Regions from separate parts of the Homo sapiens genome. Here region 2 is linked to region 1. Evidence: read pairs that join two places in POLR2A ChIA-PET (ENCODE). Cell type or tissue: OCI-LY7. All regions are shown on one strand. Links, peaks and the distances in the headings refer to the core of each region. The heading gives the core; the rest is flanking DNA.

Evidence for each region. Peaks named below come from ENCODE experiments on the same cell type or tissue, not always from the same donor. Only the 100,000 strongest peaks of a DNase experiment are listed, where the experiment ranks them.
Region 2: POLR2A ChIA-PET joins it to region 1 with 5 read pairs; 2 of 35 experiments call an interaction of 5 or more read pairs at or near these places.

The regions. Positions count from the first base shown.
Region 1 is chr17:74,975,062-74,983,140 of GRCh38, reverse strand. HID1-AS1 (HID1 antisense RNA 1) reads right to left here. Exons shown (of 3, transcript NR_110878.1): 3 at 7,413-7,975. It overlaps LOC124904058 (a long non-coding RNA gene), which reads right to left and starts at 747. Exons shown (of 2, transcript XR_007065906.1): 1 at 365-747. RefSeq lists a silencer at 528-577 and an enhancer at 190-1,139. In OCI-LY7, for the core only: no CTCF peak of the experiment used is centred there; no DNase peak of the experiment used is centred there.
Region 2 is chr17:75,468,825-75,476,119 of GRCh38, reverse strand. It overlaps TMEM94 (transmembrane protein 94), which reads right to left. Exons shown (of 32, transcript NM_014738.6): 2 at 4,191-4,320. The coding sequence starts at 4,214. Among named protein-coding and RNA genes, the nearest start is that of TMEM94, 16 kb to the right of the region's middle. RefSeq lists silencers at 3,804-3,893, 7,273-7,295. In OCI-LY7, for the core only: no CTCF peak of the experiment used is centred there; a DNase peak (open chromatin) is centred at 3,729.

The DNA of each region.
Region 1 (8,079 bases), core at 2,607-5,106:
TGAGATGGCCCCACTGCACTCCAGCCTGGGCAACAGAGTGAGACTCTGTCTCTAAAATAAAATAAAATAGCATAACATAACATAACATAACATAACATAACATAACATAACATAACATAACATAACATAAAATAAATAGAAGAAAAACACCCTATGACTGGCCTAAACTCTTCCGTGAGGAGGAAAATCAGGTCTGCCTTCAAGGAGGAAATTCTTCAGCCTCCATGAGCTACAGGTCAACAAGCCCCGGATCCATTTCCAGCCTTTTCCTGTGATGTAGTCAAGCAGGGTAGAGAGCCGACCCAGGGGTGGCAAGTACAGACCACCTGACCTGACCTTGGTAACCCAGGACCTGGCACCTCACCTGAGTGTCAGGAAACCTATTTCGTGGTGTTCCTTGCCGCGGGCATCAAAACACGGCGCTGATGGCAAAGATTCCCCGGTGGGCTCGATGTCCACCAAGCCTTGGGCACTGTGAAGCCCTGGAGTCTTGTGACCCCGGCGGCCGAGAGCACTTCCCTGCGTGCAGCCCAGGCTCCCAGAGCTCCCTAGCACCTCCAGCCCAGGTTCTGGATGGGGGAACGGGGCACAGGCAGGGGACCCCGGGAGCGCCCGGCCACCGCGCGAAGATGGCCAGGCCCTCCCAGCGAGCGCCGCTTAGGCGCGGGGCGGGGCTGAGGACGCCGATGCGACAGCCGATGGCACCGTCGCTGCTGCTCACCCCCAGCCTGCATCCCCTACCTCCGCGCGCAGCCCGGCTCGGCCCAGCCCACAGGAAGTGACGGCTCGCGGGCTGCGCTGGCGGCAGAGGGACCGCACCGCCCCCAACCGCACAGCGGCGTTGCGGGAGGCGAAGGGCGTCGACCGACCTCGCGCGCTGCACATCTCGGGTTGAGGTTAAAGGATAGGGCGACATCTGGAAACCTTCCTCGAGTCCCCACACCCCTGCAAGCGGCGCCTCCCTCCCTGTCCCCGGACATGTTCGCTCCAGCGCTGGGCGCACACTGTACTGAATGATCTCGCCCCATCTGTCCCCTCCACCAGTCTGAGGTCAGCGCCTGGCGGGGTAAGGCGCTCAGGACATTGGAGTGAGGTCATCTGCTGCCCATCCCCCTCTCCCCCATGCACCGTCTGAGTTTGTTCCAGACAATCGTGTGCTCTGAAGGGTACATTATTTCAGATTCTCAAGGTTCTTGCGGTCGGGAAATGCCTCCATATGTCTACCTCAAATCTCTGCAGTGTGAACCCTCCAGGCCTGTCATCAGTGGGGTGACCTTTAGGAGACTTGTGCTGATGATATCCAACCTTACTCCTCTGATACCTCCTGGGCTGGTTGGGAGGGTGCGATGAGTTCATACACGCCAGCGCTTAGATCAGCGCTGGGGTCTGCCGAGCACGGTCAGTGACTATTAGGGCCTTATTATCGGTTTTCACCTGGAGGAACTATTCCTTGCCCCTCACTACCCCATCTCTGGCAGGGCTCCTAAGGCAGGCTGGGGATGCCAGTGCAGGGACTTTACCTTTCTGGCTGGGGAGGCAGGTGGAGCCTGCAGTCAAGGCTCAGCCTTGGGAGAAGAGACCTGGGGAGAAGCCCCAGGTGCATTTGCCCGCTGAGGGCTGCCTGGGCTCCCCCGCCTCTAGCACAGCCGCGTCACAGCATGGAGGCTCTCTGCGTGGGACCCTTCTGCTTCCCGGCAGACTGAGAACTCCTTGAGGGCAGGGACTCTGGCTGGCACATGGCAGGTCTCCCAATGAATGAAGAAATGTTCTAAGCCATTTTTCTTGGCCTTCCTTCTTCGGCCTTCTTCCCAATGACCCCCTAACTCCACAATTCACAGCGTTCCTTATCCCTTTGCCCCAGGTCAGATCCACCTGCCCTGCCTGAAAAACTCCTAAAACTAATCAAAGATGAATCTGCCAGGCGCGGTGGCTCACGCCTGTATTCCCAACATTTGGAGAGGCCAAGGAAGGTGGATCACGAGGTCAGGAGTTCGAGATCAGCCGGGCCAACATGGTGAAATCCCATCTCTACTAAAAATACAAAAATTAGCTGGGCATGGTGGCGAGCACTTGTAATCCCACCTACCAGGGAGGTTGAGGCAGGACAATCGCTTGAACCCAGGAAGCAGAGGTTGCAGTGAGCCGAGATTGTGCCATTGCACTCCAGCCTGGGCGACAGACTCCATCTCAAAAAAAAAAAAAAAAAAAAAAAAAAAGATAAATCTGAGAAAGAGTTGGCCAAAATGTGTCATTCCTATTGACTAAAGTGGGTGATCAACTGGCTCCTCCTCCTGTAATCACCCAAGCTGGAAGCCCAGGAGTTATTGTCATTCATTTGTCCAATAAATATTTATGATGTGTTAGACATGGTGCTGAGTGCTGAGGATACAGAGAACAAAACGGACTCAGTCCTTGCTCACGGGAAGCTTGAATTTCAGTAGAAGAGACAGATGTCAAACAATTAAAAAGACAAAAATAGGCTGGACACGATGGCCCATGCCTGTAATCCCAGCACTTTGGGAGGCCGAGGCGGGCAGATCACGAGGTCAGGAGATCCAGACCATCCTGGCTAACACGGTGAAACCCCGTCTCTACTAAAAATACAAAAAAAATTAGCCGGGCATGGTGGCGGGCGCCTGTAGTCCCAGCTACTCGGGAAGCTGAGGCAGGAGAATGGTGTGAACCCGGGAGGCGGAGCTTGCAGTGAGCCGAGATGGCGCCACTGGACTCCAGCCTGGGCGACAGAGCGAGACTCTGTCTCAAAAAAAAAAAAAAAAGCAAAAATATTTACAATAGTGTTAAGAACATGGGGGACTGAAGTAACAATGGTGGAGCTGGGAAATCTCTCAGGGAAAGAGACTTTTTTTTTTTTTTTTCGAGGCAGAGTCTCACTCTGTCACCAAGGCTGGAGTGCAGTGACACGATCTTGGCTCACTGCAAGCTCCGCATCCCAGGTTCAAGTGATTCTCCTGCCTCAGCCTCCTAAGTAGCTGAATGATCTCGCCCCAACCCGAGTAGCTGGGATTACAGGCACCTGCCACCGCAACCGGCTAATTTTTGTATTTTTAGTTGAGATGGGTTTCACCATCTTGGCCAGGCTGGTCTTGAACTCCTGACCTCGTGATCCAACCCCCACCCCCCTCGGGCTCCCAAAGTGCTGGGATTACAGGCGTGGGCCACTGCGCCCGGCCGGAAAGAGACTTTTAAGATAAGACCCTGGAGGACGAAAAGGGGACAGTCACATGAGGAGTGGGAGGAGGGATGTCCCAGGCAGAAGGAACAAACTATACAAAGATCCTGGGCAGAAAGACTTAGAGTGGTTGAGAAAAATGAAGGAAGACCCACGTGGGTGGAACCCAGGGACTGAAGGGAGGAGAAGCAGGCTCAGACTTTGCGGGGCCTTGGAGGTTGCTCCTGACGCAGTGCTCAGAGGAGTCTTCATGGGGGAGTGATGTGAGCTCCATGTTCAAATTACTTGGGCTGTTCTGCAGAGAGTAGGTGGGAGAGGGGATGAGTGGAGGCTGCTACAGGTGGGAGGTTATGGGACCCTGGCAAAGGTGAGGGCGGGGGAGATGAAGGGCCGTAGGATGATACAATATATATGTTTGATGGATAACACCATAGGACTTGGTGATGAATTGGTTGGGGTTGGTGGGGGGTTGGTAGCAGGAAGAGAGGCACCAAGGGTGACATGGGCCAGGCGTGGTGGCTCATGCCTGTAATACCAGAACTTTGGGAGGCTGAGGCACGCGGCAGATCACTTGAGGTCAGTAGTTCGAGACCAGCCTGGCCAACATGGCGAAACCTCGTCTTTGCTAAAAATACAAAAATTAGCGGGGTGTGGTGGTGCACACCTGTAGTCCCAGCTATTCGGGAGGCTGAGGCAGGAGAATCACTTGAACCCAGGAGGCGGAGGTTGCAGTGAGCTGAGATCGCGCCGCTGCGCTCCAGCTTGGGTGACAAGAGCAGAACTCCATCTCAAAAAATAAATAAAAATAAAAATAAAAATAAAAATAAAATATGGTACCAAATTCTCTGACACTCTTTCCATGGAGAGGTGGGGTAGAGGTCCTCTCCCTTGGAATCTGGTGACCTTGTGACTATTTTGACCAATAGAGTGTGGTGAAAGTGACTTTCTATGTTACTTCCCTCCCAGACTGGATGCTGAACAGATATGCAACTTCCCCCTTGTTCTCTTGAACACCCTCTTTCCTTTTCTTTCTCTCTCTCTCTTTTTTTTTTTTTCTTGAGACAGGGTCTCGCTCTGTCACCCAGGCTGAGTGCAGTGGTGAGATCATAGCTCATTGCATTCTCAACCTCTCAGGCTCAAGCGATCCTCCTGCCTCAGCCTTCTGAGTAGCTGAGACTACAGGTAATTGCCACCACACCTGGCTAGTATTTTTTTCTTATTTTTTATAGAAATGGAGTCTTGTTATGTTGCCCAGGCTGGTCTCGAACTCCTGGGCTCAAGCGATCCTCCGGCCTTGGCCTTCCAAAGTGCTGGGATCACAGGTGTGAGCCACTGTGTCCACTTCCTATTTTCATATGCATCTTTTGGGTGTTCCCTCACAGAGCCCAGTGTCCTTGCTGAGAGAGGCCCAAGCCACATGGAGAGGTCACACGTTGGTGTGTCTGTCTTCAGCCCCAGCTGAACCCAGTCTTTGGGTCCTGCCAGCTCAGGCATCAGATGTATGAGTAAAGCCACCTGGTAATTTCAGCCCCCCAGCTGTTCCAAGTTAACCCCAGCACCAGCCATTCTGGTCTTCTCAGCTGAGACCGCAGACATTGTGAAGCACAGACCAGCCACCGCAGCTGAGTCCTGTCTGAATTCCTGACCCATGGAATTTGTGAACATAATAAAATGGTTATAGTTTTACACCAAGTTTGGTGGAAAGGTTGTTATGCAGCAATGGTACCTAGAACACATATGAGATAGAAAACCAAGTTCCAAGACTCCACCTTGTCAATACCACCTGCCTGCTTCCTCTCCATCTATCTGTGACTGCTTTGGTTGAGCCCTCATCAGCTCTCACCTCCCAGCTGGATTCCCCATGTTCAGGTCATTTCTCTCTCCTGCTGCAGCCAGGATGGCTTCATTAAGATCTAATGACATCTCATGACATCACTCCCCTGCTTCTCAGGCTCTTTGTTGCTCATGGAATAAGATTAATGCCTTTTATCAGGATGTATGCAGCCCTTTATGGTCTGCTCCTGGTCCACTTCAAGCGTATCTCCTGTCTCTCTACATTTCACTCAAATCAGGTGTCTGTCTTCCTCCCTCCCTCCTCTCTCTTTTTTTGATTTTTAAAAATATTATAATAGTCTGGGCGCGGTGGCTTACGCCTGTAATCCCAGCACTTTGGGAGGCCGAGGCGGGCGGATCACAAGGTCAGGAGATCGAGACCATCCTGGCTAACATGGTGAAACCCTGTTTCTACTAAAAAAAATACAAAAAATTAGCCGGGTGTGGTGGTGGGCGCCTGTAGTCCCAGCTACTCGGGAGGCTGAGGCAGAAGAATGGCATAAACTCGGGAGGCAGAGCTTGCAGTGAGCCAGGACAGCACCACTGCACTCCAGCCTGGGCGACAGAGAGAGACTCTGTCTCACACACACACAAAAAATTATAATAGAGGCCGGGGGTGGTGGCTCATGCCTATAATCCCATCTCTTTGGGAGGCCAAGGTGGGTGGATCACCTGAGGTCAGGAGTTGGAGACCAGCCTGGCCAGCAAGGTGAAACCCCATCTCTACTAAAAATACAAAAATTAGCCTGTTGTGGTGGCGCGTATCTGTAATCCCAGCTACTCAGGAGGTTGAGGCTGGAGAATCACTTGAACCTGGGAGGCAGAGGTTGCAGTGGGCCAAGATCACGCCACTGCACTCCAGCCTGGGTGACAGAGAGAGACTCTATCTCAAAATAAAAAATTAAATAAATAAATAAAATAAAAATATTATTATTTTTATATGCCCAGCTAAATTTTTGTATTTTTAGTAGAGACAGGGTTTCACCATGTTGGCCAGGCTGGTCTCAAACTTGGGACCTCAGGTGATCCACCTGCCTCAGCCTCCCAAAGTGCTGGGATTACAGGCGTGACCCACTGCTCTTGGCCTCAGTAAGTGTTTGTTGGATGATTGACGGTTGAACTCAGAAAAAGGGTGCCAGGGAGGGCCATGACAGCCATAGACCTGCGAGTCTTCCTTTTATGGTGGGCATAAAGGAGAACAGGACATGGTTTCTATATGCAGACATCACAGTGAAGAACCTACCAGGGAACCCTCAAATTGATCAGGGATACGTAATTAAAAAAATTTTTTAAAAGCTCTGTTTTATTTTGTTTTATTTAGTAAGTGTGTGTGTGTGTGTATATATATATATATATATATATATATATATATATATTTTTTTTTTTTTTTTTTTTTTTTTTTTGAGACAGAGTCTCACTCTGTCGCCCAGGCTGGAGTACAGTGGTGCGATCTCAGCTCACTGCAAGCTCCACCTCCTGGGTTCTCGCCATTCTGCTGCCTCAGCCTCCTGAGTAGCTGGGACTACAGGCGCCCACCACCATGCCCAGCTAATTTTTTTTATGTTTTATTTTTTAGTAGAGATGGGGTTTCACCATGTTAGCCAGGATGGTCTTGATCTCCTGACCTCGTGATCCGCCCGCCTCGGCCTCCCAAAGTGCTGGGATTACAGGCGTGAGCCACCGCGCCCGGCCGAGAATATTCTTTCTTCATACATCCAGACTTATTTCTTAAAATGTTTACTATAAAAGTTTTCACACACACACAAAAGTAGACAGAATGGTGGAACGAACTGTTTTTCTTTGCTGCAGTAGATTTAAAAGCAAATGCCCAGTCACTACAGATATCAATATGCATCACTGGAAAACAACTGACAGCATTTTAAAAACATAATTACTGGTGGAACTAGAGAGGATGTTAAGCTTAACTTAGAGAATGTAAATAACGGTCAGGGATGAATGGGTATTTTTCCACTTAGATATGTTAGTGGTCAAGTTCCTCAGGACAATGTTATGTTTTTTTCCATGCCGTGGTGGGGTGAATGCACAGAGACTTTGTAAGATTTCCTGGCATTAAGATGATCTAAGGGCCGGGTGTGGTGGCTCACACCTATAATCCCAGCACTTTGGGAGGCTGAGGGGGGTGGATCAGAAGGTCAGGAGATTGAGACCATCCTGGCTAACACGGTGAAACTCCGTCTCTACTAAAAATACAAAAAAATTAGCCGGGCATGGTGGCATGTGCCTGTAGTCCCAGCCACTTGGGAAGCCGAGGCAGGATAATTGCTTGAACCTGGGTGGTGGAGGTTGCAGTGAGCCGAGGTTGCACCATTGCACTCCAGGCTGGGTGACAGAACGAGACTCCGTCTCGGAAAAAAAAAAAAAAAAAAAAAAAAGATGATCTATGGAGGAGAATGCCCATCTGAGTGGTAGAAGAGCCCCTGAGGCTAGGTGAGGGTGGACTCAATTAAATCCAGTAATATTTCCATGTCACTTGGGAGTTCCTGGTTGCAAGCCACAGAAATGGCTCTGAGTGATGGGCAAGACCAAAGGGGTCAAAATTTCACCCGGAGTGGCTGGTTAGCAAGAGTTCTCAATTCTTTTCTTCTCCTTCTTCTCCTCCTCCTTCTTCATACCTTCACTTGCCTTTATTATTTTTTCTTCTTTTTGAAGGCTGAGCACGGTGGCTCCTGCTTGTAATCCCGATGCTTTGGGAGGCCCAGGCAGGAGGGTCGCTTGAGCTCAGGAGTTTGAGACCGCCTGGGCCACATGGCAAAACCCCATCCGTATAAAAAATACAAAATTAGCCGGGCGTCATGGTGTGCACCTGTAATGCCAGCTACTTGGGAGGCTGAGGTGGGAGGATTGCTTGAGCCTTGGAGGTAGAGGGTGCAATGAGCTGTGATCATGCCACTGCACAGTCTGAATGACAGAGGGAGACCCTGTCTCAAAAAACTAAAAATAAATAAAGAAATAAACTGTTAGCATGTTGCCAGCTTTTGAAAGTCATTGTGCTAGCCATGTAGTGTTATCTTACTGTGGTTTCAATTTGCATTTCC
Region 2 (7,295 bases), core at 2,205-4,704, 490 kb before region 1:
ATGAGAAGTCCCCAAATCACACGGCAACTCCCCAGCATGGAGCCAAGCCAACAGCCCTTTCCATAGTTACAGCTGCAGGAAGGAGGGGAGAGGGGACTTGTGGGTTATTAATAGTAGCACATCCTGTGTGGAGGGGGACGGGATGGACTGGCCGCTGAGAAGATTTGAGCAGTGACTTCTAGGAAGGCAAAGCCCAAGGCCAGGCAGCTGACAGAAGGAAGGATCCAGTAGGGAGGGAAGAGCCAGCCCAAAGGGCCTCTGAAGACTCCAACACCTTCCTGCCAGGTAGCACGGAGACCCTCACAGCCATGCAGGGAAGAGCCGGGCCAGCAGCCGGTGATGCCCCAATACATTCAGACACACCGGCCCAAGTGCTGCTGGGCCCATGAGGCTGCCCGGGAATGCCCAGGCCCTGCATCCCCCAGGCAGAAAGGAGGCCAGATACCTGGGGCTCCTGCCTCAGCACATGCCAGAGCATCAGGCAGAGCCTGAGTGAGTCATGGCTCCAGAGGCATCATTCAGGGACCGCGAGTTTGACATACAGGATGCTCTCAGCACAGGCACCCTGGGTGAAGCAGGGGCCGAGGCATGGGGAGTGGATGGGACACTTCTCTGCCTAAAACCATCCTTATAATGGGGTTACACACCCCAGGGGAGAGGAAACAGCCTAACAGGTCCCAGAGCTGGAGAGTGTGAGCTGGAGCCTGAGCATGTTTCTCCAGGGCCCTCCGTTTCCTAGACGACACCATCTCAAGCTGCAGGGAAGAAGGAGCCTCAGCAGCCCAAGCCAGCCTCCCCATTCCCTTTCATGAGTGCAACTCCCTGTGCGGCCCCCAAACAGAGTGCTGAGTGAGAACAGAAGGGAGGGCCCGGGCAGTCCAGAGGTTAAGAACAGGAAGACTCCATGGAGAGAAGGAAAGGTTGGCAGTGGGGGTCAGCTTCCACGCCAGCCACTGTGAGGATGCTGCTGCTCTGCAATCTGGCTGTAGCCAAAGAGAAAGACTCCTGTCCCCTCTCTCCTGTCCCTGAGGCACTGCTCGGGTGGGAGCTACAAGTCCACAAACACTGTCCCTTCTATGTGACAGGCCCCAAAAAGAACAGCACACAGGGACTAGCCCACGTGCTGTGCAGGCCCCAGCACAGCCCTCTCTGGGCCCTGCCTCCCTTCCTACACTACCCACCTCAGCAAATGGAGAAGGGAGCCCTGCACCCAAGCAGCAGGAACCCAGGCTGTCACTGCCACAGCAGGGCCACTGTGGGCTGGAGGACCGGGGACAGGGGTGAGGGCTTTGAAGGAGAGACCGAACTGATGGATCAGAAGCAGAGAACCATCAAGAGCTAAACCGCTCCTGAGCTAAGCCAGGGGACGACAACCCTCCTACCATCAATGACCACTATGCCAGCTCCTCCAAAGCCTACTCCTCCAAGACACCTTCTGACTGTTTTTGGTTTTTTGTTTTGTTTTGTTTTGTTTTTTAGAGATTCTGCTCTGTCCCCCAGGCTGGAGTGCAGTGGTGTGACCTCAATCTCGGCTAACTGCAACCTCTGCCTCCCGAGTTCAAGAGATTCTCCTGCCCCAGCCTCCCAAATAGCTGGGATTACAGGCATGCACTATCATGCCTGGCTAATTTTTGTATTTTTAGTAGAGACAGGGTTTCACCATGTTGGCCAGGCTGTTCTTGAACTCCTGACCTTAGGTGATCTGCCCACCTTGGCCTCCCAAAGTGCTGGGATTACAGGTGTGTGCCACCACACCCAGCTAATTTTTATATTTTTAGTAGAGACAGGGTTTCACCATTTTGGTCAGGCTGGTCTCAAACTCCTGACCTCAGGTGATCCACCTGCCTCGGCCTCCCAAAGTGCTGGGATTTACAGGTGTGAGCCACTGCACCTGGCTGAGATCATCTTTATAAGTCCATTTATACAACTCATGAGTTACCTCAGCTAGAGGCCCTACCAGGTCCAATTACTTAACTGCTTGTACTATCCATTTTGTTTGTTGTTGTTTTGAGACAGTCTTGCTCTGTCGCCCAGGCTGAAGTGCAGTAGTGCAATCTGCTCACTGCAACCTCTGCCTCCCGGGTTCAAGCGATTCTCCTGCCTCAGCCTCCCAAGTAGCTGGGATTACAGGCACGCGCCACCATGCCCAGCTAATTTTTGTATTTTTAGTAGAGACGGGATTTCACCATGTCGGCCAGGCTGGTCTCGAACTCCTAGCCTCAAGTGATCTGCCTACCTCGGCCTCCCAAAGTGCTGAGATTACAGACGTGAGCCACTGTGCCCAGCCTGCTTGTACTATCAATTCCTCTACTAGACAATAAGCCTCTCTAAGCCGGGGCCACCTCCCTGGTGCCTAAAGCTCTGCCAACCCAAAGCTGCCATTCCACAATATGGTGACTGCCAAGGATGACTGACGATGCTTTCCAGGTCAGGGCTCACCTATCCAGAAAGAGGAGGAGGACAAAGAGAAACCCTCCAGGAAAAATGGCCCCTGAGAGCTATCCAGCTGGGTTCTCAAGTCTTCTTCCTCAGGCTGGAGAGAGCACCCAGCCCTTCGATACAGAACTTTGTTTCCCCCATACACTAGGCACTAGTGTTCAGTGGTTCTGGCTGGAACCAGAAGACAATACCATCCTCTGTTTTGGGGGATTCAGCCTCACCCAGGCAGGCCACCGCATTGCATAACAGCAGAGCCTCTGGGGACATACTCCTTGGAACTGAGCAGTGCAGAGCCCTTGCAGCTGTTTGCAGCAGCCTTAACTCCCAGCTAAGAGAGAGGCAAGTGTAGCTTTCCCTCTGTGCCAATCACTGCTAGGGTGGATATCTGCTGAGCACCCAGAGGTGGCTATGAACAGGAGGCCAAGCACACCTGCTTCAAGTTCAATTCCAGAAACCTATTGCACAGCTGGTCCAGAGACATAGGAAGCCTGGAGCTGAACAGAAAGCAGTCAGCCAGCCTGGTGCCAGCAGAGGCCCAGGGAGTGAACCCACAGCCCCCTCTCTAGACCTTCCCAAGATCTCCCTGGAAGGAAGATCACTATTCAGAAGTTCAGGTCAATAAATATGTACTAAGCCCTTGCTACATGCCAGGCTCGGTGCTGTGAGCTAGGGATATTGAGATGAAGTGGAAGAGATGAGTTAATTTCAATAGAATAGCGAGTACAATGGTGGAGGTACTACAAATGCTGAAAGGAAGGACCTCTGGAAGGAAGGAGGACTTAACTGGAGAAAATGATGTCAAAACTAGGTCTTGAAGGAAGAACAGAAGAAGTTTCCAGAAAAAGGGGTGGGAAGCATTTTAGAGGTAATAACTAGTGCTAAAGTCAAAGCAGGAAGGCTAGGAACACCAAATCCATGGGCAGGAGCAGGATTCTGGAGGGCTTTGTACACACTAAAGGTTAAGTAGGTGGTATGGAACCACTGACCAGTTTTGTGGCAGCCATGTGGAGGCTGATGAGCAGAGAGTGCAGTAGTGCAATCTCTGCTCACTGCAACCTCTGCCTCCTGGGTTCAAGCGATTCTCCTGCCTCAGTCTCCCAAGTAGCTGGGATTACAGAAAACAGAAAGATCTATTAGGAAGGTGTGGCAGAAGCTAGGCAAGAGACAAAAGGACTTCCTCTGGGGCAGTCTTTGTCAAGGGAGAGGAGTTTTCTGATTGACAACTCTACCTCCATCCAAAGATAGTATACATGGAGGCTGGGCCAAACCAGGCTGGGAGGAGAAGACCAATCTTATGGCTGGCCCAGGCCACCTGGCTGCTCACCACCGGCTGATTAGGCAGCTGTGTTTGAAGTCTGATTGGGGCGCTCTTCTCTAACCACAGGGAGGTGCCCAATAGCCCTCAGCATGGCTCAGCAGGTTAGGACATCGCCCTAGCAAAGGGCAAACAAACTAAATTGCACACCCCTGGGCAAGAAGTGGAAGACTGGCTTGGAGCCAGCCTAAATCAGAAACCCTGCTCCCATGCGGTTGTGTTAATAGGTCCACCTTCATCCTTTATTCATAGCTCTGTGAGTCTGTGCTTTCCAGCCAAGAGGTCACAGTCGCATCCCCCAAGACTCAGAGCCTTGCCTCCTCTCTCAACTTTTGTTTAAAGCCCCCAGTTAAGGATCTCCCAGGCAAAAACAAGTAGGAAAGAGTTCAACAGAGACACACAGACAATACCTATAAGGTAATAGGATATGGCCTACCAGGTGCTTCTCCTTCAGGTCCATGGGCCAAGAGTACTGCAGGCATGCCCAGATGAATGTGGTCACCCCTGAAAGGAAGGCTCCTCCCCAGCATGTACAAACCCCAGTGAGTCTGTCACAGTCACAACATCTGGGGAAAAAGAAGAAAGAAATCACTCAGGTTGCTGGAACAGGCAGCTACTGTGAAACACAACAGCATCATTTTTTTTTTTTTTTGAGACGGAGTCTCACTCTGTCGCCCAGGCTGGAGTGCAGTGGCGCGATCTCGGCTCACTGCAAACTCTGTCTCCTGGGTTCAAGCGATTCTCTTGCTTCCGAGTAGCTGGGATGACAGGCGTGCATCACCATGCCCAGCTAATTTTGTATTTTTCAGTAGAGACAGGGTTTTGCCATGTTAGCCAGGCTGGTCTCAAACTCCTGACCTCAAGTGATCTGCCCGCCTCAGCCACCCAACATAATAGTATCATCTAAACCACAGTATGGTACGCGGAAAAGTACTGAACTCACTGACCATCAGACAGAGTCAGCCTCATCGAGCAGCAGAGCTTCCCCCAGGCAGTCAGCTCTAGATGAATTCCACTCTCTGAATCCAGGAGGGAGAGGGCTACAGAGAGGATTCTGGAGGGGTACAAACTTTCTCTCTTTCACCCTTCATTTTCTTTCTTTCTTTCTTTCTTTTTTTTTTTTTTTTGAGACGGATTCTCACTCTGTTGCCCAGGCTGGAGTGCTATGACCCGATCTTGGCTCATTGTTGCAACCTCCACCTCCTGGGTTCCAGCAATTCCCTGCTGCAGCCTCCCAAGTAGCTGGGATCACAGGCACTTGCCACCACGCCCGGCTAATTTTTGTATTTTTAGTAAAGACGGGGTTTCACCATATTGGCCAGGCTGGTCTTGAACTCCTGACCTTGTGATCCACCCGCCTCAGCCTCCCAAAGTGTTGGGATTACAGGCGTGAGCCACCGCGCCTGACCTTCATTTTCTTTATTATTATTATTATTATTATTATTTTGAGACAGAGTCTCGCTCTGTTGCCCAGGCTGGAGTGCAGTGGCGCAACCTTTGCTTACTGCAACCTCCACTTCCTGGGCTCAAGTGATTCTCCTGTCTCAGCCCCTCAAGTAGCTGGGATTACAGGCATGCACCAGCATCCCCGGCTAATTTTTGTACTTTTAGTTGAGACAGGGTTTCACCATGTTGGTCAGGCTGGACTTTTTTTTTTTTTTGAGACAGAGTCTCGCTCTGTCGCCCAGGCTGGAGTGCAGTGGCGCGATCTCGGCTCACTGCAAGCTCCACCTCCCGGGTTCACGCCATTCTCCTGCCTCAGCCTCCTGTGTAGCTGGGACTACAGGCGCCCGCCACCACGCCCGGCTAATTTTTTGTATTTTTAGTAGAGATGGGGTTTCACCGTGTTAGCCAGGATGGTCTCGATCTCCTGACCTCATGATCCGCCTGTCTTGGCCTCCCAAAGTGCTGGGATTACAGGCGTGAGCCACCATGCTCAGCCAGGCTGGTCTTGAACTCCTGACCTCAAGTGATCCACCTGCCTCGGCCTCTCAAAGTACTGGGATTACAAGCATGAGCCACCACGCCCAGCCTATTATTATTTTTTTTAATTTTGTGTGGAGAAGGGGTCTTGCTATGTTGCCCAGGTTGGTCTTGACCTCCTGGCCTCAAGCAATCCTCCCCACCTCAGCCTCTTAAAAGTTCTGGGACTACAGGCTACAGGCGTGAATCACTGTGCCCAGCCTCAACCTTCATTTTCAAAGGCACACTGTGTTTTGTTCCATATGTACTCTGTTTATCACTGAATTACAGCATGCAGGAAAAGCCTTGGTTTATTGGCTTTTTTTGTTTGAGACGGAGTTTCACTCTTATTGCCCAGGATGGAGCACAATGGCATGATCTCGGCTCACTGCAACCTCTGCCTCCTGGGTTCAAGCGATTCTCCTGCCTCAGACTCCTGAGTAGCTGGGATTACAGGCATGTGCCACCACGCCCAGCTAATTTTTGTATTTTTACTAGAGACGGGGTTTCACCATGTTGGTCAGGCTCGTCTCAAACTCCCGACCTCAGGTGATCCACCCACCTCGGCCTCCCAAAGGATTTATTGGCATTTTTATTTATTATCACTACTTCTTTGGTAGAGATGGGGTCTTGCTATGTTGCTCAGGCTGGTCATGAGCTCCTGACCTCAAGTGATCTGCCCGCCTCGGCTTCTCAAAGTGCTGAGATTTCAGGCATGAGCCACTACACCCAGTCAGCATTTTAAAAATTTAGGGTTAAGGCCGAGCACAGTGGCTCACGCCTGCAATCCCAGCACTTTGGGAGGCCGAGGCAGGCAGATCACTTGAGGTCAGGAGTTCCAGACCAGCCTGGCCAATATGATGAAACCCCATCTCTACTAAAAATACAAAAATTAGCCAGGCGTGGTGGTGGGCGCCTGTAATCCCAGCTACTCAGGAGGCTGAGGCAGGAGAATCACTTGAGCCTGGGAGGCAGAGGTTCCAGTGAGCTGAGATTGCGCCACTGCACTCCAGTCGGGCGACAAAGTGAGACTCGGTCTCAAAAAAAAAAAAAAAAAATTTAGGGTTAAGGTTAGCCTTAACATCAAGTGAAATCTAGATATGTAAGTTGGATAATAAGGGGGCAGCTGGGACAGCAGCAGGGTGGATGTCCACTGCATCCCCAGAACGAGGCACTGACTTCTTTCCACGTGCTGGCAGTCAGACGCCACACTCACCAGCATGTGCAAGCCCGCAGCCCCTCACGTGGTTGAGTGCAGTGCTCAACAGGCACCTGAGCAGATGAACACACGATGGGCAGCCCAATCTGACAACAGGTCCGACAAAAGCGGGCTGGTTACCTGGAAAATGAGGTTTGCCCTACCTCCCCACCTACCCTCACCAGCCCTCACCCTCCCGTCCTGGCAGCCGTCACTCTAATGATCTCAGACCAGGGTGTGTTTGAGTAAAGAGTGACACTGAGCAATCTGGTTTGATGCCAAGCGACTCCTCTTGGAGAAAGCACTAACCTACTGACTAAGACAGCTCTTTTGGGGGCCAGGAGCAAGCCTTGTCAAGGGGTGCCAGGCAGAAACCCAGAA